Regions from separate parts of the Homo sapiens genome. Here region 2 is linked to region 1. The links are chromatin loops, found by intact Hi-C in ENCODE. Cell type or tissue: thyroid gland. All regions are shown on one strand. Each heading gives the region's core, and the rest is flanking DNA. Links, peaks and the distances in the headings are about the cores only. Region 1 has its middle 65 kb from the start of NAV2. Region 2 holds the start of MIR4486 (microRNA 4486).

Region 1 (15,403 bases), core at 4,075-12,074:
TTTTTCACGTGTCTTTTGGCTGCATAAATGTCTTCTTTTGAGAAGTGTCTGTTCATATCCTTCACCCACTTGTTGATGGGGTTGTTTGTTTTTTTGTGGTAAATTTGTTGGAGTTCATTGTAGATTCTGGATATTAGCCCTTTGTCAGATGAGTAGATTGCAAAAATTTTCTCCCATTCTGTAGGTTGCCTGTTCACTCTGATGGCAGTTTCTTTTGCTGTGCAGAAGCTCTTTAGTTTAATTAGATCCCATTTATCAATTTTGGCTTCTGTTGTCATTGCTTTTGGTGTTTTAGAGATGAAGTCCTTGCCCATGCCTATGTCCTGAATGGTATTGCCTAGGTTTTCTTCTAGGGTTTTGATGGTTTTAGGCCTAACATTTAAGTCTTTAATCCATCTTGAATTAATTTTTGTATAAGGCGTAAGGAAGGGATCCAGTTTCAGCTTTCTACATATGGCTAGCCAGTTTTCCCAGCACCATTTATTAAATAGGGATCCTTTCCCCATTTCTTGTTTTTGTCAGGTTTGTCAAAGTTCAGATAGTTGTAGATATGTGGCATTATTTTTGAGGGCTCTGTTCTGTTCCATTGGTCTATAACTCTGTTTTGGTACCAGTACCATGCTGTTTTGGTTACTGTAGCCTTGTAGTATAGTTTGAAGTCAGGTAGCATGATGCTTCCAGCTTTGTTCTTTTGGCCTATGATTGACTTGGCAATGTGGGCTCTTTTTTGGTTCCATATGAACTTTAAAGTAGTTTTTTCCAATTCTGTGAAGAAAGTCATTGGTAGCTTGATGGGGATGGCATTGAATCTGTAAATTACCTTTGGCAGTATGGCCATTTTCATGATACTGATTCTTCCTACCCATGAGCATGGAATGTTCTTCCATTTGTTTGTATCCTCTTTTATTTTGTTGAGCAGTGGTTTGTAGTTCTCCTTGAAGAGGTCCTTCACATCCCTTGTAAGTTGGATTCCTAGGTATTTTATTCTCTTTGAAGCAATTGTGAATGGGAGTTCACTCATGATTTGGCTCTCTGTTTGTCTGTTATTTGTGTATAAGAATGCTTGTGGTTTTTGCACATTGATTTTGTATCCTGAGACTTTGCTGAAGTTGCTTATCAGCTTAAGGAGATTTTGGGCTGAGATGATGGGGTTTTCTAGATATACAATCATGTCATCTGCAAACAGGGACAATTTGACTTCCTGGTCACCCCTAAGATTCTATCCTGTCTGATCATCCAGGGGAGTGTGGGAGGTGGAGTGGCTCTGCCCAGGAGCTCAGGTATCAGTCTTCTCAGGTTCAAAGTCCAACTCTGCCAGCTGGGATGCGTTACCATGGGAAAATTACTTAAGCTCTCTAAGCTTTGTGTTCCTCGTCTGCAAAATGGGTATAGCAGTTGTTCACTATCTCACATCCTTACAAGTGTGTTCATATACAGGATGAACTTAGGATGACTCCTGGCACATAGTAAGCACCCAATAAATGTTAGCTATTGTTGTCATGCCTTACCATCTCTGATATCTTCCAATAACACAGCAACCAGGGCAGCAGAATTGGACAGAAACAGCATGAGGTTTTGATGCCAGTCTCTGCCTGTCTACACGTCTTTGGATAAGCTGCATCACCTGAGTTTTCTTATCTGCAAAATGGGAATAGTATTAGCAACTCTCTGGGTACAGTGAGGAATATTCGTGAGCTCACAAATGTAAAATGCCTGGCGCTTAGAAGAGGTTTAATAAATGTTAGTTCTCTTCCTCTTGTCCTCCTTACTCTCCCTCTGAAGCTTGCCTATGCATTCACAGTACTTTTTTACTTTCACTGTCACGCTGAATAAATGAATACATTAAGTTAGTGTGAGCAGATACTTTAAGAACTCAGGCTGGTACATTTCCCATGTTTCACCGCCATCCATCATGAAACATTAACAAGAGCACTTAAAGAAACACAGCCACATCAGAGATAGAACGAAGCTCCTCTGTTGCTCAGTGGCTCTTGTGCCAAGTGTCACATGCTATTAAGGCCAACAGCAGGAGAGGCTGAGCTGAATGGGGAGCCTCAAGAAGGGAATGGAGAAAGGATGGCTACCGAGAAGCTGCACTGTTCATAGTTGGGGTCTGTGGCTGGACAATCTCTGCCTTCCCTAGAGCTTTGGCAAATAAAAACCAATGCTTTGTGGCCTCAGAAAAAGTGGAGATAACCTTAACACCCATCAACAGGAAACTGGTTAAATAAATTGTAGTCCATGCAAACTATGAAATGCTTTGCATCCATTAAAGAGAAAGAAGCAAATTTATGTGCTGCCATGGAAAGCTGCCAAGTGTAAAAGCAAGGTGGAGAATGCTATGTATGGGATGGTTCCATTTATGCTAAAAAAGCTTGGTAGTCATTTGTGGACATAACTTCAGGTAAATGCATAAGCTGCACACCAAACTGGTGACAGCCTCTGGGCAGTGGGGAAGCAGACTCAGGGCAGCCATGGAGGATAAAGCGACACTTGTGCTTTTTACCACGCATCCTTCTGTGCTAGTGATTGCTTTATGCATGTGTTACTTGGGAAGCTAAGGGAGAAAAGGGCAGTGGTGGGCGTGGAGTGGGGGGAAGAAAAGAGGGGAAAACCAATAGTTCTTTGTCCAAAAACCTAAGCTTAGACAATCAAGGATGCTAGGGTCTGGGGGAAGCCTTGATTCCTCACTGCATATCACAGTTTATTCAGAGAAATATCCAACTGTGCAGCCCTCACAGCTGACCCTTGGCCCACATCCTCAGCACCTCTGCAGAGGGGCTGGGATGGAGGCTGCCTTGACCCAGGACCCCACAAGAACCCACCCTGCATGTCAGCTCTGCTGGCTTCAGACCGGAGCAGCCCTGGAATGAGGATGGTCCCGAGGACACTTGTAATAAACCAAGATTCCTCCAAGCACTCCTCAAAGCCCCTGACCCTGGGTAGATTCTGAATGAAGGCTTCTGTTAGCTGGGATTGTAGGGGGACAAGTGGCATTTTTTTCTAATAGGCTTCATTTAATTGGTTAATATCTTGGATTAATCACTGTGCATCCGAGTTATTATGAAATAAGGTCACTCCTTGCTCCAGGATGTTCTATGGTCCACCATTACCCACAGCATGCAGTACAGCTTTCTTACGCTGTCACTCAACGTCCTCAAAGTTCTGGTGTATCTAAATACTCATCCTTCAAGGTTTAAAGAAAAAGCATATCCTATTATGCTTTATGACTCATCCTGCCAGAAATGGTTTTTAGAAACAGATGCCATCTGTCAAGGCTGCCATCTGCCCTGTCTTTGCTATGAGGGCTAAGGTGGATGGCTAAGCTGGTCTATTCAGCCTCAGTTTTTCACTCAGATCCTCCTCAGGCTCTTAAATGAGTCAGGATTGGTAATAATTCAAATTATAAAACAAGTTTCCATGCATTGAGCTTTTACCTCATGCCACATGGTGCTAAGTGCTTCACATACATCATCCCACTTACTTCTCACAATGAAATTTCAAAGTGGGTGTCATGTGCTTCCTTTAAAGATGAGGAAACTGAGGTTCAGCAAGCCCATGCTGACAGGGGAATCTTGACCTCTAGGTAACACTGCCAACCCAAGGCATGGTCTGACCACTCACTGATGTGGGCACCTCTGCAGCCATGTGGCCCGGTGGGGTGTGCAGTGAAGGACATTCCAACAAGCACGTCTTACAGACATGGCACATTATATGTTTCATGTGCATCACAGGTTCTGAAATTCTCCATGCCTCTGTCCCAAGGGAAGTGTACCCAGGCCTCTCTTCTCCACCTTGGGGCCTAGCAGGTTGAAAATGCTTGAGTTAGGCTCTTATTTAATCTCTCTGCTCTTATAGAACCCTTGAGAAAAGACGTTCTCCCTGGAGATTAGCTGTGAAGAATGCTTTCCAGGAAAAGGCTCTTGAAGTGTGTCAAGAGGGTCTCTACAAACCTAATGGCTTTTTACAGACCTAGTGGGGTGTTTTTTTTCTTCTCCCAAGAGCTACCTTGAACGGAGACTCAGATGATGGGATTCAGGTTCTGGCTTGGCCATCAGAGCTGTGTGACTAAGGGCAGGCAAATAGCTCTCCATGTTTAGGCTAACTTAATTAAGAAATAGTTTACATAGAATAAAACACTCATTTTATGTGTTCAATTCAATGAGTTTTTATAAATGAGATACTTCTGTAACCACCAGCGCACTCAGATATATACATTTCTATCACCCCAAAAGCTCTACTTTCTGTTTTCCGTCATTAAAGATTAAGTTTGCCTTTTATGGAATTTCATACAGATGGAATTATTCTGTATATAGTCTTTTTTGTTTGGCCTCTATCTCTCAGCATGTTTTTGAGATTCATTCATGTTGTGCACGTGTCAGAAGTTCATTCCTTTTAATTGCCGGGTAGTATTCCACTGTGTGAATACACCACAATTTGCATATCCATTTACTTGTCGTTGGATATTTGGCTTGTTTCCAGTTTGGGGCTACTGTGAATAAAGCTGCTATGATCCTACATAAACAAGTTTTTTGTGTAGCCCTATGCTTTCATTTCTCTGGGTTAAATACCCAGGCATGGAAGTTCTGGGTCATACAGTGGGTGGTGTTTTAGTTTTCTTGGGCTGCCATAACAAAGTACCACAACCAGGAGGCTTAAAACAACAGGAATTTATTGTCTTACAGTTCTAGGGGCTATAAGTCCAAAATCAAGGTGTTAGCAGGGCCACGCTCTCTCTGAAGCCTCTTAGGGAGGTTTCTTCCTTGTCTCTTCCAGCTTCTGACAGCCCTAGTTCCAGCCCTTGGCTTGTGGCAGCCTAACTCCCATACCTGCCTCTGTCTCCACAGGGCCACCTTCCCTCTGTGTCTATGTCTTCACATGGCATTCTCCTCTGCAGCTGTCTGTCTCCAAATTTTTCTCTTATAAGGGTGCCAGTCATATTGGATTACGGCCCAACTTCATGATCTCATCTTAACTTGATTATATCTGAAAAGACCTTGTATCCAAATAAGGTCACATTCACAGGTGCCAGAGGTTAGGACTTCAATATATCTTTTTTGGGGAAGACAAGTCAACCCATAACATATGGTAAGTATATGCTTAACTGTATAAGAACTGCCATTTTCCAAAGTGGTGGAATCACTTTACATTCCTGCCAGCGACAGAAAAAGTTTCAGTTGCTTCATGTCGTTGCCAATACTTGCTATTTGTCACACTTTTGTGTTTTGGCATTCAAATGGGAGTGTGGAAGTATCTCACTATCGTTTTCTTTGCGTTTCCCTGGCTATCAATGATACTGAGGGTCTTTTCATGTGCTTATTTACCATTCATATGTCTTTTGTGCCTGTTCAAATATTCTGTTCAATTTTTAATTGCATTGATTGTTTTCTTATTATTTGGTTATGTGTTTATGATAGACTGAATATTATATTCCCCCAAATTCATATGTTGAAAACTAATCTCTAATGTTATGGGATCTGGAGCTGGGGTCTTTGGGAGGTGATTAGGTCATGAAGGCAGAGCCCTTGTGAGTGGGATCAGTGCACTTATAAAAGAGGCCCCAGAGAGACCCCTCCACTCTCGCTGTGAGAATACAATGACAAGACAGCCATCTGTGAACCAGGAAGCAGGCTTTCACAAAACACCAAATCTGCCACATCTTGATCTTGACCTTCCAGCCTCCAGAACTGTGAGAAACAAATGTTTGTTGTTTATATGCCATTCAGTCTAGGTATTCTGTGACAGAAGGCTGAGTGGACCAGGACAGTGTTCTTTATAATATATTCTCTCGAGGTCATTTGAAACACAGGAGTAATAATCTTATTATGAAAGTCCCCTAGAGCTCTTGTAGCTCAAATTAAGTGGTGGAATGGTGGGAATGTTAGCCCACTAACCAGATGCAAATATTGCACTGTTCTATATCCCTTGACATAGCAGTCTTACTCTAGAGAATTTATCCTGAGGAGAATCACAAGGATTTAGTGATATGAATGTTCCTCATAGCACAGTTTATGCTATAGAAACACTACGATTAGCCTAAATGCCCCAAAACTGGAGCTGTAAGTACACATGATAGAATACTATAGAGCCACGAAAACAAATTTCTATGGATAAAAAATAACACAGAAAGATGCTTATAATGTTGAGTGAAGAAAACCCAATTACAAAACATCAAGTGTAATAAAATCTACTAAAAATGTCCATAATTAGCATAGTAAGATATCAGGTAGGAAATACATCAAAATATTAACATTAATTGTTTCTAGGTGGCAGAAATTTGGACAATTTTTATTTCTTTTTGGCTTATCTGTATTATCTGATTCCTCTACACCTAGCTAATAATAACTGTACAAGTATTTAATTGTGTTACTGCCAGGGTATAATTTTCAAAGGACAGATATATGTTTGACATTACCTTGTTATCCTGAAGGCTAACCATAGCAGAGTAGAAAAAGTCCACGCCTGTGATCTCTCAGGGGGCCCCATCACCAACCACTCTCCAGGGCTGTTTTCACTTGGCAGATCAGCAGCAACGGTGGAACCAAGGCCAGCACCCAACAAACATAAGAGCCATCCCAGTGTGGACTGGGCTTCTGAGACTCATGACCCTTGGGCACTTCCTCTTAGCTACTGGGCCCCATTCTGAAACATGATATGCTTGAGGCCTATCAGGCAGTGATGTGCGGGAAAATGTTTACCAGCTGGCTCTCTAGGAAAAATAAAACCAACTCTCATTTGGCATGTTTGCAATTGCTGTGGTGTAAATATTCCCATCATGGCTGATGTCAAGTTACTGCCATGGCACCACTGAATGTGGCAGGGGAAGAGATGTGTATAGTAAATCATTACATAGTATTTTATATAGTGTTTCCACCATCTAGAAACAATAGACCTAAAATAACTTCAAGAGCATAGACAGTAGGAAAGAAATGATGAGTTTTGAGTATTTATTACCTTCGTTTTTAATATACTGTTTTAATTGTTAGATTATAAAATTTAATTTTTAATAATAACTGCTTTTCACAAGTAGCTCACAAAATTCCTGAAAAATTAACAGCTGGCTCTTGTGCGAGTATAAGCTGACTCCAGCATACCACAGCATATCAAGCCACCCTCCCCTACAGAGAAGCCTGTCCCACATCAATGTAGGGAAGCTACTACAATGTCTAAGCCTCAGTGTTGTCATTTTTTTGTAAAATAAGACTAATGTTGTCTGACTCACAACAGTTGGGAGGATTAATGTAAAAGTTCTAACATTATACCTGGCATACAATAGGAGCTCAATGACCGCTAACTTTTAAACCTCTGAAGCAGACACAGTTAGGAGAAAGAGCCAGAACCTCTGCCCTCTTGCCCAGAGCCCACCTATTCTCTCCTGCTTCCACCAAACAAAAGTGTGGGTCAGAAGCCTTGACTTTCTCCCTCTACTCCACATCCATCCTTGGCCAGGGCTCACAACCTAAAGGTGACTGGCTACAGACACAGCAAGGTATGGGTGTCCAAGTCCAGGTTCAAGAGCTGGAAGATCCAGATGCAAGTGCTGCTACTCCCATCTGCTTGCTGCAGAAGCTTGACATGTCCTGGAGCCTTCCCAAGCCTCGGTTTCCTCATCTCTAGAAGGGGGTCATGCATCTGCTTCACAGAGTTATAATGAGGATGAGGGATGATGTTGGTGCTGGAGGGAGGTGGGCAGATACTGACCATCCAGCAGATGCTCATTTTGTGTTGCAAGTGGACTTATGAATTTCCAGGCTTGGGAGGATCAGAAAAGCCGGGACATTTTGGGAAGCAAAGAGCAGCTTTAACCCTAGGTATGATCTGAGGACTACTCCACAGTCTTCCATGGTGGCATCAACTGATGAACAGAGCCAGCATCTTTATGACTTCTGGAAACCCATCAGCCTGGGAGATCTGCAACAGTGGACAAAGTATGTAGGCACATGTGCGCTCAGCCACATCCTCTCAGGCCTGTGGTTTTCTAAGTGCTGAGGGCAGCTCGCCAAGGGAAATCTATCTGGACAATCTTGACCACAGGCACCAGGATTGCAAGTTCTAGCAGCTCAAGCCAGAGACCCTGAGAAAAAGTGTCGTCTCTTACTCCACCTCTGCTTGTGGCAGGAACAGCTGGCATTTTCTGATACTCCTGCCACCTGCCTGTGGCAGAGCTTTCAGAAAATCTGGAGGCCTAGGAGAGGGAGTATGGGAGGGGGCTGTCCTCCTGTAGTGCCTGAAGAGAGATGGGTTGTAGTATAAGTCATATCTGAGTTCAAGTCTAGGCTCTGCCACATTCAAGCTGTGTGATTTTGTGCAAGTTACTTAACTTCTCTGAGCCTCATGTTCTATATCTATAAATTGGAGAGATCTATAATGCCTACCTCACAATGTTGTTGATAAGGTGAAAGGTTTTATATTTAAAGCATCTAGCTCAGTGCCTGGAGTATAGATGCTATTTGAAAATTGTTGTATGATTACCTGCCTCTGGCCAGCACCCTCACCCTCAAATATACCCCAACATCCCCACACCCTGGGAAGCTCCCCAGATCCTGTACTGTAACTCTTCTGAACCCATTCTTCCTCCTGCCCTCTGACTTCCAGTAGTTTTCAGCACCTGGTAAACATCACCACACGCCCTCAGCTCAGATGTGGTCATGAGCCATGTGTGGCTGCCCAGAGCTTGCCTATACAAAAGACAAAAAGAATGAGGAAGCCTGCCTGCCAAACTTTCTCTGCCCCATTTCAAACAGGCCTGATGTGCAGTTAAGAATATTTGTATTAAATGAAATAGAGCTCCCATCCCACACCTCCATTTTCTTTTTCTCAGTGAGCTCCATTCTGCAGCCCCTCAAGGTTGGTAAGGAGGAGCAATTAGAACACGAAGCATGTTGGTATAAAGTCATAATCAGAGATGCTGGGTGTGCATTTTCTGGTTTTCTGGCATTTGCTCAAGAGGCCATTAGCATTTCTGCTGATGGGGCTGAAGCCCCCAGCCCTGGCCTCTCATTCAACCCCATTTGCAAAGCCAGGGGATAATCTGCAAGGTGGGTGCAGGTTCTAAGAAAAGCTCAGTGCCAGGCATTTTCATCAAGCCAATGAGGTATCACTGCCCGTGGCAGCCAATGTTACCTTTAATGACATCACATTGCATGAGAGAAGCTACCCAGGTTCTTGGCCGCAGCAATGGTGTAGTTTTGGAGTTAGACTTGGTTTTGAATTTCTGCTTTGTCATTTACCACTGGGTGACTTTGGAAGAGTCACTTAACCTCTCTGGGCTTCAGTTTTACTCAGCTGTAAAATACTAGTTTCCACCTCATCCAACCAGCGTTGTGGTGATAATTATTAGGTTGGAGCAAAAGCAATTGCAGTAATGGTTTTTGCCATTACCATTAAAAGTAATGGCAAAAAACGCAATTGCTTTTGCACCAACCTAATAAATGAGACATGCTTTTGAATCATATAGCAAGTGCCTGGCCTATAGTAAAAGCTCAGTAAGTTTTAGTTTCCATTTCTTCTCATCCCTTTTCAGCGTGTTGATATCCCTTTCCTAACTCTACATGTTGTTAGTTGCCAGACTAGGGATGGTGAATATCTGGCATCCTTATCACCCCAAACCTATACCAGGTCCTGGGCAGACATTACTAATTTATCCCTATGGTGGTAGGTGGAATTATGGCCCCCAAAGATGTTCACGTCTGAATCCCATAAATCTGTGAAAATGTTATCTGACATGGTAAAAAGGACTTTGCACATGTGAATAATTTAAGGATACTGAGATAGGGAGAATCTCCTGGATTATCCAGGTGCACCCAGTGTAATCCCAGTGGTCCTTAGAAGTGAAAGCAGGAGGCAGGAGAGTCTGTGTCAGAGTGATGCAGCATGAGGGAGGCTCAAACTGGCCTTTGCTGGCCTCGAAGATGGAGGAAGGGGCCACAAGCTGAGGAATAGGACCAGCCTCTAGAATCTGTAAAGGGCAAATAAATGAATTCCTCTTTAGAGCCTCCAGAAGGAATGCAGACCTTTCGACACCTTGATTTCGGCCTGGTGAAACCCGTACTGGACTTCCAACCTCCAGAATTGTAAGAGAATAGGCTTGCGTTGTTTTAAGCCACAAAATTTTCATAATTTGTTATAGCAGCAAAAAGAAAACTAATACGTCCACCTTCTTTTCCCATAAGAATTCATTGGCCTATGAATTATTTTCAATACAATGCTCCAGGCAACCACAACCAAGCAACTGGTGTAAAATACCAGATGCAACATTCAGTCAAAGCCCAACCTGGGCTACAGATAATGCCATAAACTGGTCCATACCTTTGTGCTCTGGTTTTTCTGCCCTGGCCTGCTGGCCCATCTATCCTGATTTTCAGATCTCATCTCTGCTGCCTACTTTCCCCTTTACTTGAGGCCCAACAAGCGGAGGTCCACACCCCAACCAGTTCTGAATCTCTTCCTGCAGTCTCAGGCCCTGTAGTGGCCCCAGAAAATCCACTACTTCTTTCCAGGGCTTTACTCTCCCAGTCTCAGCAAGAGCCTGGTCTTCTGCAGCTGCCCTGTGATCCACGGCTGAGGGATCCTCAAAGCAAAGGAACCCACAGGAATGGTTGGATCACAAGCAATATTAGACCACAGTCCGCCTTCCTGGCTCCCACTTCCTTTAGCTTCAGTCAAAAGGCCTCTACCACAGAGGGTTATATGAGATGCATTAATTCATATCCACCGGCCTGGGGCCACCATAGGAACAAAGGCTTCTCGCAGCAACAGCCAATACCAAAAAAATGCTTCCTCTGGAGGAACAAATGGTCCCAAATAGAGACATTTTTCTTTTACTTGTACATCCAGAGGGGCTATACACAAGGACAAGTTTCCCAGGGGTTGGGCATCAAAGTGGAGAAAATAATGACTTACAGTTCAAAATGTCCTGATATGAAACACCTTTTCCCCAGCATCTCTTTCTGGAATTCACCTCCATGCAAATATAACCATACATGCTTCTGCTGTGTACATACCCCATCCCCCTCCAGGGCAACAAAACTCACAGAAAGGCTGCTGTGTGTGTGTGTGTGCACATGCACACACGCACACAGAGGTATCACATACACAGACACATACGCACAGGGGTACCTACTTACTAACCCAAGATACTTATGCATTTATCTACATGGAGATGATTAAATGCCAGGTTCCTGGTATGTACGTGCTCAAATATAACACACATATTTAGAAGAGCAAATACATCCAGAGAAATGCAAATCAAAACCACAATGAGATACCATCTCACACCAGTTAGAATGGTGATCATTAAAAAGTCAGGAAACAACAGGTGCTGGAGAGGATGTGGAGAAATAGGAACACTTTTACACTGTTGGTGGGACTGTAAACTAGTTCAACCATTGTGGAAGTCAGTGTGGCGATTCCTCATGGATCTAGAACTAGAAATACCACTTGACCCAGCCATCCCATTACTGGGTATATATCCAAAGGATTATAAAACGTGCTGCTATAAAGACACATGCACACGTATGTTTATTGTGGCACTATTCACAATTACAAAGACTTGGAACCAACCCTAATGTCCAACAATGATAGACTGGATTAAGAAAATGTGGCACATATACACCATGGAATACTATGCAGCCATAAAAAAGGATGAGTTCATGTCCTTTGTGGGGACACGGATGAAGCTGGAAACTATCATTCTCAGCAAACTATCGCAAGGACGAAAAACCAAACACCGCATGTTCTCACTCATAGGTGGGAATTGAACAATGAGAACACATGGACACAGGAAGGGGAACATCACACACTGGGGCCTGTCGTGGGGTGGGGGGAGGGGGGAGGGATAGCATTAGGAGATATGTCTAATGTTAAATGACGAGTAATGGGTGCAGCACACCAACATGGCACATGTATACATATGTAACAAACGTGCACGTTGTGCACATGTACCCTAAAACTTAAAGTATAATAAAAAAATTTTAAAAAAGAAGAGCAAATACATCCATCCTGTGGCATGTATATATATAATTGTGTATAGGATCAACACCTCAAAACCATAGTGATTCCCCCTGTATGCATACACCCAACCCCACACCAGATGGCAGCTATGCAGAACACACGCTGGCACACATCTCAGAATACCTTAGTGAAAATAAGCAAAAGCCAAGTCAATAGAAGCAAAGGTCTTTGATGTTTTTGTTTCTCCAACAGAACTACCACCTGATGCAAGGGTTTGACTGCTGCAAGCTGCCCACTTTCTCGCAGCAGGCAGCCACTGTGAATACAGGGTTGGTGCATGCTGATAGCATGGTAATCATTTCCCAGGAGCCATGGGTGCCCACATTAACACACACACACACCCCTGACTGTTTGCAGCTGCCTTTTCTTTTTAAATTTCTCATATAATACACTTTGCAATCCAGCCCCCCTCCTGCTTGGCTGAGCTAAACTATTTCGAGAATTGGCACAGATGCTGAGAGCAAAGATCTTATTCCGAGATGCTCAACAGAGATCAAAGCTGCTTAATCAAAGCTGTTGACTCCATGTACAGCGCCTTGGCACATCCAGAGAGCCCAGGTGGAGAGGAAGAAGTCAAAGCGGATGATTTAGGAGACAGAGAGAATCCAGCAGTGGAACTGCAGGTCTGACAAGAATCCTTCAGCCAGGATCAGGGAGGAACTCCTGAGGTCATCTAAGTTCCTGGTTTGTCTCATTCTCCATCTCCAGATGGAAGTTTGCTCAAAATAACCCCAGAAAAATGAGAGTCTATTTAAAAAGCTCTCCAGGGAGGAAGATTTCCTAACACTGTACTGAGCAATTCTCACACTTAGGAAATGGCTTTGTCTTCTGGTGCAGGTCTGATGAAGCACCCTGGAGCTTATTGAACAATGGCCTCCTCCCTGGCTTGTGCCTGGGTGGGGCTGGCTGGGACTTGAAGAGTATGTGCAGATGGGGAAGTCATCATTATGGGTACAGTGCCACTGTGGGAAAGTAGAGATACGGCATAGGGATGTCCAGTGGGATCCCCCAGAGAGGAGTCTTCATCTAAGGCTTTCAACTTTCCATCTCGGCAACAAACAGAGCAGCCCGTCATTAATTAATTAATTCAACCAATATCTATTCAGTACCTGCTATATGCCAATCACTATTCTAGGTATTAGGAATATAGTGTGAACAAAATAAAGTCTCTGCCCTTAGGAAGCTTGAATTTTAGGTAGAAATGGGAGGGATGGCAGAGATGGATCAAAGTATAAATAAATAAAAATTATATTTCAGATTGTTATAAGTGCCAGAAAGGAAATAGACAAAGGGCTGTGAAAGAGAGTGGGTAGAAGCCATAGCAATAGAGGCTGTGTTGATGTGGACAGGGTAAGCACAGAAGCTTCCTGGGCGGGGCCAGGGGCATTTGAGCCAAAGCCTGAAGGATGAGAAAGAGTCACCATAGGAAGAGCAGCGGGAACTGTGTTTCAAAGAGAAGGAGCAGCCAGTGCAAACGCCGGAAGGTGAGCGCTCACTGTGTTTGTGGGGGTCTGCATAGCCATGGTGTAGTAAGCAAAAATGGAAGTGGAAAGAGAGGAGATTGTACAGTCAGACTCAGATCAGTTCAGGGGGGCCTGGCAGGTCACAGTGAGGAATTTGCCCTTCTTCCAAGGGTTTCAACTCATTGGCTGCTGAGGAGGATGGGTTAAAAGATAGCAAGAATAGAGGCAGCAAGACCAGCTAAGAGTCTCCTGCAGTATTCCAGGCATAAAGTAATGGCCACTTGGACTAAGGGAGTAGCAGTGGAGGGGGAGGGATATGGATAGGTTGAAGACTTATTTCGTAGGCAGACATGATGGCCTTGTTGCTAGATTGAATATAGAGGGTAAGGGAATTAGAAAATGCTGTCATTGGTCAATATTATTACAAAGTCAAACTATGTAGAGTCAAAATTCCTAGGGCTGGGAAAGGTCTTTGAAATCATACCTCATCCAGGGTTTAAACTTACCTCTGCCCCTCCCAGGTGGGCATGGGATGGTGAGCCAGCTACCACAGGGGCCTGTCTGCCCAGAGTGCGATGGACAGCAACAGTCTCTGGAAAGCTTTCTTTTGGGTGGTGCTGAACTCTGCCTCTCCAAAACACTGATGCTCTGATCCTGGTTGTGTTCCTCCCTAGAGGTTAGGAGGAAAACCAGCTCCTTTCCCTAGGTGGGGACTTTGGGGAAGTATAGCGCTAATGGTGTCCTGGGTCCCCAGGTTAAACATCCCTGGTGTCTGCAGTTGCTCAGGCCATCCCTAGCTTGACATCAGTGCCACAATGTCCCTTCACAAGTGTGATACCTGTTGTAAGTCTTAGATTTTAGCATGTCCAGGTTTGGAGAATCTCCAGAGGATAAGAAGTCAGCTATCATCTCTCCTGAGACAAACATTTGCATCTCTTAGCTCACAGTCCAGCCACCTGCCCAGAACACTGGACTGGCTAACCTCCATCCTTTTATCCTTATCCTTCTCCTCCTAGAACCACATCTCTTTTCCTAAAATGTTCTCTCAGGCATAGAAGATGGGTAACACCATACAGAACTGTTTTTCCCAATGTCAGCCCTGAAATAATGGTCCCCTGAGATATGGAAGGGGAAAAAAAGATCTTCAAGTGAGTAAATCTGGAAAATCCTGTATACTATAAGATATAGTAGTATATATTATAATGTATTTACATATGTGTATTTATGTATATGTAGTATATATTATATGTATTTTTATATATTATATGTATTTGTGTGCATACATATATTTAAAATATCATACCACAGTAAAATCTTCTCTCAGAGTTTCACGATACACATGAGCAGGCTCTGAGAAGTCCTGCAGTAAAGATACCCATCAACTTGGTTGACCAGTATATCGTCCAAATCTGTTGGCCAAAACAACCTTTCTTCCCAGAATATCTATTATTAATAGCTCTGCTTGGAAAATGCCATTCCAGGTAAGTTAGGAAATGGAATTTGTTATTTGGGTAACTTAAGCCTCGAGCCCCACTTTGCCCTGAAACATATAGATGTTTTAAAGCCCAAATGGCTGTTTTTGAATTCAATTATCTGCTTAGTAGGTTTCTTCGTTCTTCACTGGTAGTCACAGAGCTTGCTTCACTTACATACACAAACTGACTTTAACAAGTGAGCAGAAGCCGGGTTAGTCTCCTTCCCATCTTCCCTTCACCCATGCTGAATTTGAATGAGCCATCCCCTTGGCTGCCAACCAGGCCTTAGATAGAACTGAATGTTTACACCCTGCTACCAGTTTCTAGGGGGGTATCCCCACATTTTCTCCACTTCCCACTCCATCTCCCTGATCACAAGGCCAGGCAGCATGTAGCGGTGGGAGAACGCTCCACACAAGCCCTGGCCCCATCCCTCACTCTGTAGGGGGTGCC
Region 2 (15,403 bases), core at 3,904-11,903, 74 kb after region 1:
TACTCAGCAGTTTTACTCCTAAGTGTGTTCCCAAGAGAAAATCTTGTTCACATGCCCATGAAGACAATGTTCAAGAAGGTCTATGCGGTACTCCCCATAATAGCAAAAAAGTGGAAACAGCTGAAATGCTGACTGACAAGAAAATAAATCAAATTGCCTAAGATAGTGCCTGGTACACAATAAACACTCAATAAATGGTAGCTGCTATGGTTTGAATATTCATTCCCTGCAAAACTCATGTTGAAATTTAACCCCCAATGTGGCAGTATTGAGAGATTCATGGATTAATGGGTTATCATGGGAGTGGGACTGGTGCTTTGCAAGAAGAGGAAGAGAGACCTGAGCAAGCACACTCAGGCCCTCCCCATGTAATGCCTTGAGCTACCTTTGGACTTTTCATAGAGTCCAAATGGGGCCCCTTGATCTTGGACTTCTCAGCCCCCATAACTGTAAAATATAAATGTCTTCTTCATAAATTAAAAAAAAAAGAAAGAAAAATGTGATACTTCCCAGAGAAATTCCCAAGCACCATGTTCTTTTCCTGGGAAATCAATCTGGCTACAGGACAATCTTTTAGGCAGCCAGAAGCCCTTCATCTGGGTTTCGGTGACAACTGGCTGTGGCTCTCCGAGGGTACAGGCACAGTAACAGCCACCTGGCAAAGAGAAATTAGCGAGCCCTGGAAGCCCCACCCCCCGGTTGGGTCAACAGCACCAGTCAGAGTGCCACAGAAATAAATATATCCCATTCATAGAGCTTTCCGTTTAACAGCTTTCAAAGTCATAAAGTCTGCATAAGGCCAAAAGATACAATTGTCCAATTGGAGGTTTTATCTAGGAAAACACATATTTTCAAAGACTGTTTGGTCCCCATGCCAGGATCATAGCTGGGCTGGTTTAACGTGCTGGGCCTCTGGGTTTTATAGTACTTTCCACTTAAGTGAGACAGGACAGAGGCCTTCTCAGAGCCTCTTGTCTCCAAGGTGGTGTCCAAGAGGGGCCTAGAGATGCTCAAAGCCAATCATTCCCATGAGAATTCCAGAAAAGCTAGAATCTACCTAGACCAGGTCATGTAGGAGGGGAATAACAACTAACATTTATTGGGTGCTTACTATGTACACTTACTGAATTCCAGGTTCTGCTCTAAATACCTAACACATATCATTGCATTTACTCTTTCTTATTGCCTTACAACGAAGTGTCTATTTCCTTCCTATCTTCCAGAGGAGGAAAGCAAGGCTTGGAAAGGTAAATCAACATATTCAAGATGATCTGATTCAGTGAGTAGTAGGGTCAAGATTTGAACTTAGGTCTAGTGATTCTAAAACACTTCAACCTCTATAATCAGCTGCCACCCATGACTGTCAGGGCCCTTTCTCCGTCTCTGTCCAGCTGCTTGAGCTGTGTTATGAAGGGCAGATAGACGAAGACCAAGGAAGGGCTTGTCACTAGCAGTGGGAACCAATGAAGGGAACCAGGCCTGGGAGAGAATCCTTAATATTTGCCAGGAACCATGTTAAGCATTTACTTAAATTATCATGCTGAATTCTCATAATAGTCCTGCAAAATAAGTCTTATTATATCCATTTGACAATTGAGACAGCTGAGGCTTAGAGAGGTTAAAAACTTTCCCAAGGCCACACGGCTCAGAAGTGGTGGACAGTCTGCCTGAATAGACTCCTTGCTCAGAAACATTAAGTCAGGCACTGAGCTTACCCACCTACGTACACATCATATGGCTTTTATTCTTGGGAGAGATTTCTTTTTTTGTCAAATTCTGGCTCTACTTGTACACATTGCACTGATCACTTCCCTGATAGTCCTGGATGTTGAAACTTACACACACACACATTTACATCTAGGCCACTTACTAGCTGAGTAATCTTGGGTGTGTGAACATGTCCCTAAACCTCTCAGAGGGGTTTCTGCTCTCCTGGGACTCACCACTTAGACCAAAGGTAGCAAACCTTTCCTGTCGAGAGCCAGAGGGTAGATATTTTAGGCTTTAGGGTCATCCGCTCTGCATGACAACTGCTCAACCCTGCCCTGTAGTGCAAAAAACAACCATAGATAATGTATAATCAATGCTATGGCCAGATTTGGCACACAAGCCAAAATATGCAGACCCCTGACCTAGATGGTCAACATATTGCACAAATAAGTGTTAAATTCCCATTTTGTAAGTACTACAAATGGGAGGTATTAGTGTACTCAGAGTGTATACTAGGAGGAACTGACCTCCAGGGCATGGTGGCTGGACAATGTCACAATGTCACCACAGAGCAGGGCCAGAACTGGAGTCCAGGCATCCCATTCTCCCACTGGGACTCACCCCCTGCATGTGTGGCCTCCTTGGTCACCAGTGAATCTCCCAAGTCGATGTCCCTTCTAGAGGCTCAATGACATCAGGCTGCACTCAGAGAGCAGCCCAGGACATCTGCAACTGCCTGGCTTAACCTCTGACTGTGGCCAAGAGCCTTCTACTAGCAAATCACTGGCTCATTTCTCTCCAGCAGGGCCTGGCTCACAGCACCTTCTGGAAAGCCATTACAGCAGCTACAGCAGCACGCGCAGCGTTAATTTATGAAAATCTCAGCTTGTAAAAGCCCAGCTCGCAGGCAGAGCCGGAGGAGGCAGAGGCACTCTGCACTGGAGATGCATGAACTGCTATTTGCTTCTCTTACAGCCACAAAAGGAAATGCTGGCGAGGGCTTCAGAGAAGGGGTGGTGGGGAGGGGACGCTGCTGGATTTAATAGGAGGAATACGAGTCATTTGTCTTATTGTAAAATAGATGTGTGTTTGGAAGCAGAAAATGCTCTGGATCCTTTCTTTCCTCCCCTTGCAGGCATGAAAAGCCTTGAGCAAAACAAAATGCTGCTGATTTTGAGTCTATTTTGGGCGCCTGTCGCTGATTGTCTGCTTCCGAGGCCTGTGCACATGCTGCCTTCTCAAAGAATGGTTTTAACAAATTGAAATGGAATGAATGAGCATCTTGCTCCTGCTGCTGCTGCCACCATTGGAACAGAAAGCAGCCCCCAATAGTGGGGCCTGGTCCATGGCTCCTCAATTCTTCCCTCTCACCCCAGATGCCCACCCAACCCACACCCCCATCCACACAGTGCTTGCTGGCTCCCGAGTTAGGCTGCTCACCCCATGCCAGGAAGCTATTTACCAAAGGAAATAACTGTGATAAAAGGGCTAAAAATAGGCAGCAGTGATGGAAAACATTTTGTTGAGAGATCTGCTGACAAGAGGGGAAACAGAGCTGTGAAAAAGATAGGTGGTGAAGGACACAGAGGGAGAAGTGGCTACACTGAGCATCTAGGGGGCCCAGGAGGAGCCGGGGTCAGGGCCCAGAGGCCAGGTGGCTCACACAGATGGCTGCGCCCTCGTGGCAGATCTTCCCTGTCAGCGGCCCTACCCTTGTGGTATTTCACCCAGCCTTAGAAAAGTGAAGGGGCACGAGCCAACAGGTTCCTTCGCCAGGTGGGTATCTGAGGACAGGTATCTGAAAAGCAGCCCCATGAAGGAAGCAAATAGAACGCTGATGGAGGCTGACCACACATTTGGCTTTCGCCAGTTAGCAACACACGGACGTTGGACAAGCTGCTTAACTTCTCTGAGCCTCAGTTTCCTCATGTGATAAATAAAGATATGCTTAGACCCACGTCATAGGGCTGTGGTGATAATCCATGCACACTATTTACCAAACAGTGGCATTATTCCGGTCATTCAGGCTTTTACAAACATGGATTGAGGGCTTTCATTGTGCAAGGCACTTCCTGGAACCCAGGGATTCCTTGAAGTAAAAGACAAATTCCTGCTGTAAGATACTTTAATTCCTTAGTGAACAAGGAATTAGAGTAGAGAAGGGGGAGCTGTCCTTAGAAATATATAACCAGCACCACTCAGCCTAAGACAGCCAGATGGAAGGACCCCAGGACACCTTCCCAGGCCACAGACACATCCATTCCATCCAATGCTGTGTGTCTGCTATGCACTGTGTACTGAAGAGGGAATGATGAGAAAGGCTCAGGGTTCCCTTCTGAAGCCCACAGACTGGTAGAGAAGACAGGGAGGGAAACAGATATATGTTATTCACGTGAAAAGGACCATACAGAATTAGGTTTAAGAGCTCTCTTTGGGAGCAGCAGATCTTTGAAATTTCCAGGCACCGGAATGTGTAAGTTTTACAACAAGCTAAATATATACAAGTTAATCATATTCATGTATTTGCATAAATTAATAAACAGCAATTATATATTATAGCAATTTCTAAGTAATATCCCCAAATAACTATCTCAATATACCAAAATAGTAACAATGGTTATTTCTGGGTGGTGGAATTATGGGTGATTTGTATTTCTCCCCAAATTCTCTACAATTAGTATGCATTATTTTTGTAATAGAAAAACAAACAAATGAAACATGAGTAAGAAGCGAGTGGTTTCAAAATACCCTGCAGATGGGAAATCTGTTCGCTTGCCTTGGATTCAGCTGAAAGCCTCTCTATGACTTCAAGAACCATCAAAAGTTTGAAGTAGCTTGAAAACAGGTTTTTGCATCAGAATGCGGCAAGGCTGCCCAGTCTCTGGCCAAGTGGGTCTGATCCCTTACCTGTTTATTTTGTGGCTGAGGATCAGAAAGGAGTATGCTAGCTTGGAATGGAGAGTGTAGACAGAGGAGGACCCATTCCACAAATGGCTGTGTGCAAAGGGCACTTAGGCCTGGATTTGAGCACTTTTTCTGCCATACACTAGATGTGAGATCTTGGGCCAGTTATTTCACTCCTTTGAGCCTCAGATTCCTCACTCTGTATGACTTAAAAAAGCCATCCTGAACCACCCAGGCTCAACTGGGCATCTATTAGAGTCCACACCGTAATCTGCTCAGCCCTCTGTGTTACAATGGGCTACAACTTAAAACTAGGGAACACACCTTGTCCACAGCTGTGATTCCCTTACCTCTCATAGTGCCTGGTACAGTGACCTTCAATACACATTTGCTGAATGAATGAGATGCCAAAGCTCATGCTAGGTCCTGTAGCTGCAGAGATGAACGACATGGATCCCTGGCCATCGGGAGCTCCCACTTTAGTTGGAACTCAGTCTCCCCAACACAATATAGATGATGACCAATGCCTTAAAGGGCTTATGTGCAAAGAGAAACTAGAAGAATGGGGAAGAAAAGGTGAATTTCCCCAGGGGTGTCTGAGGAGGTACTTGCATAGGGGGGTAGAATCTGAGCACAGTCTGGAAAAATGAGTAGAGCTTCTCCTGCGGGTACAGAGACAAGGCAGGCAAAGGTGTGGAGTGGAGCAGGAATGTGCACAGCAAGGAAGAGGCAAGAGCAAGGCTAGGGCCAGGCGTGGAGCACCGTGGATGGGTCTGACTGGCATTCTGGCTGCTGTAGGAGCCCAGGCTTAGAAGGAGAGCTGATGGGCTCCTTTCTCATTGCAATGGCAAGAGCAAGCATCTACCGCCTGTGCTAGATGCCAGCCTCGCCCAGCATGCTTCCACCTGCCCATCAGGAGGGCAAGGCAATAGGACCAGTTTGGGGTTAATCACTGCTAAATCTAGTCTGCTGCTAAGAACCCCTCTAATTTAAACCAGCATCTGTGAGAAGGGCCAGCTTTGGCAGGGGCCTTGAGGAATGTGGACATGATTAACCTCTGCCAGTTGCAGCAAATTAACTGCAAAAAGAACATCCTGGCAGCACCCCGGATCTTAAGTGCAGCCAACCCTTGAAGATGCAGGCTGATTGCTTTGCCTGGGCTGGAAGTGCAAAGCTGTGTCTTTACTGGGCACTTCCCATTAGGAAGTATAGGGGCACCAGCTAAACTCCATCCCTCCTCAGGGCCTTCACCTGTGCTATTTCCTCGGCAGGAAACCCCTTCGCCCAATTGAGTATGGTTGGCCTGTTCTGATCTTTCAAGTCCTGCTTCAAATGTTGTTTCCTTTGTGATGTCTTCCCTGACTCCCCATCTAAGGTGGCTTTGCTATTCTCCCCACACTCATCACTTTCTGTTCCACCATTCTATTTTCTACTTTTCAAAGAGTTTATTTTCTTGCATGGTTGTTCATTTCCTTTCTCTCTACCTAATTCTAACTGGACCTATGCTCCACGGTAGCAGGAACCTTGTCTTGCTCACAGCTGTATTCACTATGTTTGGCACTTAATAGGTGATCAACAAAAATAAACGGGATGGAAGGAAGGAAGTAAAGAAGGAAAAAGAGGGGGTTTCTAATACAATGGCTCCAAAATGTCCACCAAAGCACTTAGCCCCACTGCCCTGGGAAGATGGCTCATTACCCATGAGCCCACGGAAAACCTATAGGCCAGGGCCAGGAGTGTTGGAGCCCCAGGGACAACACAGGCCAGGAATCTGATGCTAAAGGAAGAATAAGGGACTAGGAAGGGAATTAACATTTATTGAGCACCTACTGCTCAATAGTGCCAGGCCTGTGGTTACTGAATGAAACCTCTCATTTTACAGATGAGGGGGGCTGTAGCTAATAATAAATCATAATAAACATAAAATATCTAACATTTATTTTTGCACCTGGGCTAATCACATTGCATATATTTTCCCAACAAGTTTGGGAGGTAAGCATGATTACTGCTCCCATTTTGTAAGCAGTGGGAACCAGGAATGCTCAGTAACTTGCTCAGTTTTATACAACTAGCTAGTGGCAAAGCCAGGATCAGAACTCAAGTCTTTCCAACTCTTGTCCAACATCCTCTTTTGACAGAAAATGCCCTTCACACTATCATGATGGCTGGTTTGGCCCTGCCTTGCAGCCAGCTCTCCAGGGAAGTTGCTGGAAGGAGCCCTGCCCCAGGCCATGGTTCTAGGCAGACTTCAGACAATCCCCAGTCATCCACCAGCTGCTCAGCAGGCCAGTAAATTAGCCTGCCACCCCCAAGTGCTGAAAGCACTTGGGCCGCCTGACACAGCACCCTTGCCAAGAGCCTCCCACAGACACAGGCAGGTGAGGAGGGATGGGCCTTCTAGCCCTGCAAAGCAGCCAGCTCAGAAACCACCCAGGGAGGCCTCCCTGACAGGCTGGGTACAGGGGAGGGCTCAGGCAGCACTTTCTGTCCAGGAGAAGAAAGCACAGTCCTCAGGCTCTACCACCTACCTATAAGCTGGTGACCAGATAAGTTTCTTAATCTCTCTAAGACCTAGCTTTCCCATCCATAAGGCTTCTGTGAAGATGAAGTGAAATGGCAGATGTCAGGCACTGCCCGCGGCTGGCACAGGGTAGCAGCTCAGTGAAGCTCAGCTGTACCAGGTAAATTCTAAAATCAGAACCCGCCAGGAAATCCTCCTTCCCACCTATATACTCACGCATGCCACAGTCATTGAGTCCATACTATGTGCTTGGCTGTGTGCTGAGCGCTGGAGAAAACATCATTAACAAAATGGTCAAAATCCCTGACTTCAAAGACCTTCCAGTTCGGAGTGGGTAACCAACAAAACAAATATGATAGTATGTCAGACAAGGTGCCAAGAAGAAAAAGGCAAAGCTGAGAAGATAGGTATGAAGTGTAGGGGCAGGGTAGCTGAGATTCTGAACAGGGTGCCCAGGGATGGGCTCACTGAGAAGATGACTTCTGGGAAAAGAAGTGCAGGAAGTGATGAAGGTAGCCACACAGATGTCTGGGTGGAGGTGGGAGGTAAGAATGTTCTAGGCAAAGGAAACAGCAAGCTCATGCCTGAAAGCCAGAGGAGTGCCTGCCGAGCCAAGACGGAGTCCTCACATGATTTCAAAGACAAAGCATTTCCTAAACAAGAGGTTAATGAGAAAATTAGATTGTGTAAAAATGCAATTTGTGGCCAGTTTTTCAAAAGGCATGCTGTTGACCCTGTTGGTTCTGCGGTTTGTTGTTTCTGGAAAGCGGTCCTTGGCAAACTTCAGCATATTCATATAGGTTTCCCCAGGTAATTATACTAATTAATATCAGCAATAGGAATTATAATCCCTGTCATTTATCAAGTCCCTACCATGTGCTGGGCAAAATTCTGGAAGCTTTTATATACACCATTATGATTCCCATTTTACAGATGAAGAAAATGAGGCATAGAGAGATTAAGCCTTTTAATCAAAGTCATGCAGCTCATAAGTGGGAGAGTTGGAGTTCAAACTCAGACAGACTGGTTCTGGCATCTATGTGCTGACCACCATGTAACTACCTTAAAAACATGGAAGTCATTATTATTACTAACAAGACGGGGTTGCCCTGGGCTGTCCAAGCTTTCTTGCTCTTCCCCAAAAGCCATGCTGTTTCCCCAAAATGAACACTCCAGAGCTTCCTGTTTAATCTTTTGCCCCAGGTCAAGTCCTTTTGTCAAGATATAAAATATTGAAGCCGAAAGGTTGCAGATAGAGTACTACAGCAAAGGGATGACAAAATTCCAATCTCTATTGCAGAGAAGGGTGGCTGAGCAAGGAATATGGCAAGCTGATGCCATATCCCCAAGTCTCAGTTTCCCCGTCTGCCAAATAAGAAGGGACGGAGGGCTTTAAGGCCTCTTCCAGTCCCTGATCTTAGAGTTCAGCGACACGGACCCTGGACCCTGACCTAAGCCATGGAGCATATTGTCAGGAGTGTTCAACTGACATCCGGAAGGCAGCAGCCTGGGCAAGCTGACTGTGTTGCCAGGCAGTGGGAGGAGCAGGCCATACTACCTAAGTCCATGGCTTGGGCCAAAAGAGCATCTTCCCATCTGCACCCCTGTGTCTGCCAGTGTTGTCCTGTGGTCCTGCCCCAGGTAGCAGGGGGCAGATGGTTCTACCTGCCAGTCTACTCATCCACAGGATGTCCCTAACACAGTGAGTGCTTAGAGGGTTGGGAAAGACCAAACCTGCCACAGTCTCCCCTCTCCTTCTTCATCCTCCCATCTCTGCACTTCCTATTTTGGGACTTCCTAACATATCTTATCATTCAGCCTTTGGGAAAAGCTGATTTCCAGTGGGAAGGGGATATAGTCATAATAAGTAATAGTAAAGGCACCATTTACTGACTGCTTTTCTGAGCTACACGTTTCTTTTTAATGAAAGTAAAATCGACATAACATAAAATTAAACTTTTCTTTTTTTTTTTTCTTTTTTGAGATGGAGTCTCGCTCTTGTTGCCCAGGCTGGAGTGCAGTGGTGCAATCTCAGCTCACTGCAACCTCCACCTCCTGGGTTCAAGCAGTTCTCCTGCCTCAGCCTCCCGAGTAGCTGGGATTTCAGGCACATGCCAACACTCCTGGCTAATTCTTATATTTTTAGTACAGATGGGGTTTCACTATGTGGCCAGGCTGGTCTTGAACTCCTGACATCAGGTGATCCACCCACCTTGGCCTCCAAAGTGCTGGGATTACAGGCTGGCACTGTGCCTAGCCGAAAAGTTTTCTAAAGTGTACAATTCAGTGACACTTAGTACTTTCATAATGCTGCGTAGCCTTCACTTCTAAGTGGTTCCAAGACATTTTCATCATCCCAAAAGGAAGCCTGTGTCCATTAAGGAGTCAGTTGCCATTCCTGCCCTCTCCTTTGCCCCTGGCAACAACTAACCTACTTTTGTCTCTCATGGATTTGCCTATTCTGGATAGTTCATAGAAATGAAATCATATAATATATGACCTTATGCCTGGCTTCTTTCACTTAACATAATGTTTTCAGAGTTCATCCATGTTGTGGCATTTGTCAGTACTTCACTTCTTTTTATTGCTGAATAATATTCCATTGTATGGATATACCATACTTTGTTTATCTATTAATCTGTTGATAGACATTTGGGTTGTTTCCACTTTTTGGCTATAATGAACACTGCTGCTATGAACATTCATGACCACATTTTTTAAACACTTGTTCTCAATTCTTTTTTGGTGTACGCCTAGAAGTAAAATTCCTGGGTCATATGGTAATTCCATGTTTAACTTTTTGAAATACCATCAACTGTTTTCTGCAGTGGCTGCACCATTTTACATTCCCACCAGCACTATAGGAAGGTTCTAATTTCCCCATGTCCTCAGAAACACTTGTTATTTTCAATTTTTTAAAAATTGTAGCCATCCTAGCGTGTGTGAAGTGGTATTTCATGGCGGTTTTGACTTGTTTGTCCCTAATGACTAATGATGTTAGCATCTTTCCATGTGCTTCTGGGCTATTTGTATATCTTCTTTGGAGAAATGTCTATTCAAGTCCTTTGCTCACTTTTTAATTGGTTTATTTATTTTAATCAGGTCTTTTTTAACATTGAGCTTTTGATATATTCTGAATACTAGACTTACCAGATATATGATTTGCAAATATTTTCTCCAAGTCTGAAGCTGTCATTTGGTGTAGAAAAGTTTTTAATTTTGATAAAGTCCAACTTATCCATTTTACCTGCTGTTGCTGATGGTTTTGATGTTGTATCTAACAATCCATTGCCAAATCCAAGGTCATGAAAATTTACCTCTAGGTTTTATCCTACAAGTTTTGTGTTAAGTGTTTTACATCTAATCTTCTTGACATCCTCTGGGTGAATTCCATCATCATCACCATTCCCATCTTAGAGACTAAGGGTCAGGGCATTTAAGTTACCTGCCTAATGACACACAGCCATGCAGAGCAGAGGCAGGGTTTGAATCTGTGTCTTCAGCTCCGGAGCCCAAGATGCCTATCATTCAGCCTCTCCAGATCTGCCTCCTGTTGCCCATTATCCCCTCATCTCCAATAATGTAGGTAGTGATAGGTAGTGATTCCACAAACAAAATGCTGGCCCCAAAATTTGAAGGGAAGGATGGAAGAAATACAGATGTTCCCCCTGATAGCTACAAGGAGTAATTCTGCTGCCTGGGAGGAAGGCTCAGGTGAGACAGCCACCTGGTTGAATACAAGGGGAAAGTCATCTTTACCTTTCAAAATTTAGCGTTAGTAGACTTTGTTGTGCTTTTGTACTTTCCTTCCTTATAAAGCAGCAACTCTGGGGCAGTGGGACAACCTCCATGAGCCATTTCATCTCATAACTCCCCATCCAGGGTGGTTAGGGGCAGTTCTCCCTCCCCAGGGAGCATCACATTGTAATCAGTTCCTGACAACGCAGCTCATTCCCCAGAGAAGGGGGTGAGATGTAGCCCTTTGCATCCTGATTCCTTGCCTTGAAGTTGACAGCAAACGTTCATTTACTGAGGTCTATTATGTACCAAGCTCTGTGCTATGGGGGCCACAGAAATAAGTTTTTCAAGTAGGCCAGCAGAGAATAGAGAGAGAGAGAGAAACAGCTGCCATAGTTTGAGGCAGAAGGCAGGATGGGACAGACCGAGATGGATATTAGGAATCAAATGTGGGAATATTCATTTATTCACTAAAAAAATTTTATGGGTTTTTCTTACATGCTAGACACTCTTTTAGATATTGGGATAAAACAGTGAAAAGACAGACAAGGTCGTTTGCCCTCATGGGGTTTACATTCCAGTGAGAAAGAGAGACAATAGACAAGGAACCAGCTTGAGATGGGATCAAGAAGAGGCTGCATTTGAGCTGAGCCCTGCAAAATGAGTAAGACATTAATGCATTGACAAGGAAGGGAAGGACATTCCAGACTAAGAGAAATGCATGAACAAGGGCAGGGAGGGATACAGCTCCTTGACATCTTGCAGGTGTATTTGCTAATTTCTTTATTATTTAAAACTTTTTTCCATGACTATAAACACTTTATTTTTATAAATTTAAAAAGTACAGAACAAGAAGAAAAATCATTTACCATTCCCTCACCCAGGATAATAAGTTTCATGACCATGCAGAAGCTGGATCCATTTGACTTCTCTGAAGTGCTGGGCCCAAGCATTCTGTGCTCAGCACCTGAAAAGCATATGCTGGGTGAGATAGAGCCTTGCTTTCTTCCAATGCTGCCTGTCACATAGAAGATGCGTAGGAGACCCAGGGCAGTACATCTGAAATGTAAGTTAATGACTTTGGCCCAATAACTCCTAATCAGATCCACTTAGATTAGAATTAGAGAGACCTCACCTTTGCATTCTCAGAGTGTGGCCAACGTGAATGGGGAGGTGACGTTAGCAGCACAGACTTGGGTTCTGAGACCTGGCTCAGCCTTATGTAACTAAGACCTTGGGCAAGTGCTCACCATCTTTGCTCCCCTTCCTTCAATGGGGGACTAAAGAACCGGGACTAGACCTACCTGGGAGGTGCTTTCATAAGAAGTCAATGAGATCAAGTCTGTGAAGTGCTTAGCAGGGTCTGACACAAACAGTGCTCCAGGAGAGAGCCTCTTATGCTCTGGACTTCTGGGTCAAGTTGGCTTTTGCCACTGTAAAGATCCATCTGTACAGCTTGGACATCCAGAACTCACAATCACAATCCAGAACTGGGCTCCAGACACACCCTCACCTCTAACTCTGCCTGCTCCATGTCCTTCCTCGAGTGTGAATCCTCCCAGGCTTCACATTGATTCCACAGCCCAAGTCTCTCACGTCTAGAGCCTCTCTCAGGGTCTCAGTACTGGAGCTCATTTCTACAAAAACTATTTTTACTGGGCATCCTTGCCTGAGCCTAGAGATCTCTGAGCCCCCAAAGACAGCCCTGGTGGCCTCCTAAGCTTCACAGAGTGATACTCAAAGGAAGAATGTGAGCTGTGGCTTGTGCCAAAGCCTAGAGAAGAATGTGCCAGGCCAAGGGAACAACAGGGGCAAATGGGCACAGGCACTGGTTCTCTGACTTGCTCATTCATGTTTCATCCATTCAACATTTACCGAGCACCTACTGTGAGCCAGGCGCTGCATCAGCTGCAGGATCACAGCTGTGAACAAGCACCTGCCCTCAGAGAGTGCACAGCCAGGGGGAGACAGAATATGAAATATGAAGTTACACTATAGTGTGATCGGTGTTAGGATGCGAGGGTACACAGAGCCCCTGACTGGGCATGAGGCAGGGTGTATGCAGCCTGGGGAGAAGGTCAGTGATGGGAGACCCCTCGGAAGGAGGAACTTTAACCTGAGCATGACTGTGAGTAGGTTCCTGGAGGATTTTCTTTTTGAAAGAGAGGGTAAAGTGAGGAAATGAGTTCCAGATTGCAGAATAGCCTATGGAAAGACCTAAAGACAAGGAAGAATGTGGTCTATCAGAGGGACTGAATTAAGCTCCAGGGCTGGAGGTTAAAGGGCCATAGTGAGATGTCTGAGGGCCAAGGCTGGGGACAAAGGGGGGCCTGGCTCACCAAGAGTCTTAGAGCTACAGTGCAATGGTTAAGCTCACAAACCAGGGAGGCAGAAAGCCTAGAATTAATGCCCTGTTCAGCCACTTACTAGTTGTGTGACCTGGGGCAAATCACTCAACCTCTCTGGACAGTGCTGATGGGAAAAGAGAGAAGGGAATAAATGTGAGAACATTACAGAAATAAATCTGCAAGATGACTTCAGGGAACCATATACATTGGTCCAAAACATTGCATGGAAAGCCTCAGTTTTGCTCTCTAGTGGGTCGGTTGTCCCCTGGGATCACCACTTAGGATGCAAACTACACTTCCCTTCCACAGCCCTGGCCTCCAATCCTCACCCAGTGTGGATCACTGGCCAGCCTTTCTTTCTTTGGCTGCAAGAAGTCCACAGTCAAAAGTGAAAAGAACCAGTTGCACCCGGTCATCCTGTCCCCGGCAATAGCTGGATGTTCAAGAGAGGAGAAAAAGAAGTATCTGTGAAGCTGTCAGCAGGGAAATTCTGGAACATGGTGGAGACAGAAATATTTACTTTGCAGGGATAAATATTACAGAAACAGCCCTCCATCATCCAGTCTCTGGTCTAATGTAGATTTCTCGTTCCAGAAAGGTATCCTTATTGCCTGCAAAAGTGACAGCTGCAGAAAGTGTAGACCTTTTTCATAAAACAAATAAATGCAAACAAATAAACATAATATATGGAAGATTCTTTCTCACAGGCAATGGTGAAAATACATGGATTTGAGTTAGGCCTTTGTGGGTGTGTCTTTCAGATCCTTGGTGACCATGGGCCAGTTATCATGCCCCTCTAGACCTTAGTTTCCCTGGATGCTGGACAGAGCATATGTAAGTATCTTCACAACATGGCTGTGAGGATGGAGTGTGCCCAGGATAATGTCTGGTGTTTCATAAATATGGATTCTCTGTCTCATACTCATCTTCCTCTCTATAGCATGAACTTCCTACATAACCGGCAGTTCTGGAATATCTGAATCCACAAGCAGCTCCAACCAGCTGCCTGAGCTCCCTGTCTCAGGCACAGGGGTGGCTGCCAAAATGACACAAAGAATCTCAGTAACTGAGCCAAATGGCGTTTGCAAAACTCCTCAAGTTTATGGATCACCTTGAAGTTAAAGGTGGAATTTAGTCATGGTCTCCTTTTGACTCAGAGAGATCTTTACAAACTGGAGATCATTTGCTTGTCTGTAACAACTGCACATTAAAATGACCACCTTGGGCTGGGAGTGGTGGCTCATGCCTGTAATCCCAGCACTTTGGGAGGCCGAGGTGGGTGAATTGCTTGAGACCAGGAGTTTGAGACTAGCCTGGGCAACATGGTGAAACCCTGTTCTTACCAACAGCAACAACAAAAAAAATTAGCCAGGTGTGTTGGCGTGCACCTGTAGTCCCAGCTACTCAGAAGGCTTAAAGGTGGGAGGATTGCTTGAGCCCCAGAGGTTGAGGCTGCAGTGAGCTGTGATGGTGCCACTGCACTCCAGCTTGGGTGACAGAGCGAAGCCCTGTTTCACAAAAAAATAAAATAAAATAAAATAAAATAAAATAAAATAAAATAAAATAAAATCTCCTTGGATAGCTCTTCATGCTGCAGCCCAGTGTCCTGCGGTCTATCCATAGGTTGCTGACATTACAATTCACCAGTGCAAATGAGAGCAAGCCCAGAGCTCCAGAGGAGAAACACGAAGTCGCAAGTTCTTTTCCTCCAGCTGCCATTGGATGCCAGGCCACATCGAGCATTTCGTCTTTAGATGGCGAGACAGCCAGGAGGAAAATTGAAATGTCTGCACAGTGTTGTGTACATTGCATGACAGTGTCTTTGAAAAGCACATCTCATTGGGTGCACACATGTTTGCACACAGACATGGTTTATTTTAATGGTGTATTCAAAGCAGGGAGTGGGCTGTAGTAGTCATTTTACTGGCATTAATTTCTGTGGAAAAAAAAGGCGGGCTGTCAATTTATCACCATAGGAAAATCAATGAAATTTGAGCTTATTCCAGATACCTATGAAAGGGGTGGTTAAGGGAGAGATCAGTGATGCATGTAGCCCTTCCTCAGATGTCCTGACTCCTGGGTTCCTGGGAGCAGAGCCTAGCAAAGAACTGGTGTTTTCAAGACTGCTAATTACAAGCAAATCTCAAATTCAGAATGTGATCAAGCCACTACCGAAGCTCTC

What was found. A loop is a pair of places that touch in the nucleus more often than their neighbours do. Peaks named below come from ENCODE experiments on the same cell type or tissue, not always from the same donor. Only the 100,000 strongest peaks of a DNase experiment are listed, where the experiment ranks them.
Region 2: it touches region 1 in a loop (2.3-fold over the local background); 10 of 110 quality-filtered maps call a loop at or near these places.

The regions. Positions count from the first base shown.
Region 1 is chr11:19,639,738-19,655,140 of GRCh38, reverse strand. It overlaps a transcript of NAV2 not described here. Among named protein-coding and RNA genes, the nearest start is that of NAV2, 65 kb to the left of the region's middle. In thyroid gland, for the core only: no CTCF peak of the experiment used is centred there; a DNase peak (open chromatin) is centred at 7,990.
Region 2 is chr11:19,565,420-19,580,822 of GRCh38, reverse strand. MIR4486 (microRNA 4486) reads right to left here and starts at 5,513; the gene lies at 5,451-5,513. It also overlaps a transcript of NAV2 not described here. In thyroid gland, for the core only: no CTCF peak of the experiment used is centred there; DNase peaks (open chromatin) are centred at 4,582, 5,695, 6,972 and 7,688; H3K27ac peaks cover 5,033 bases.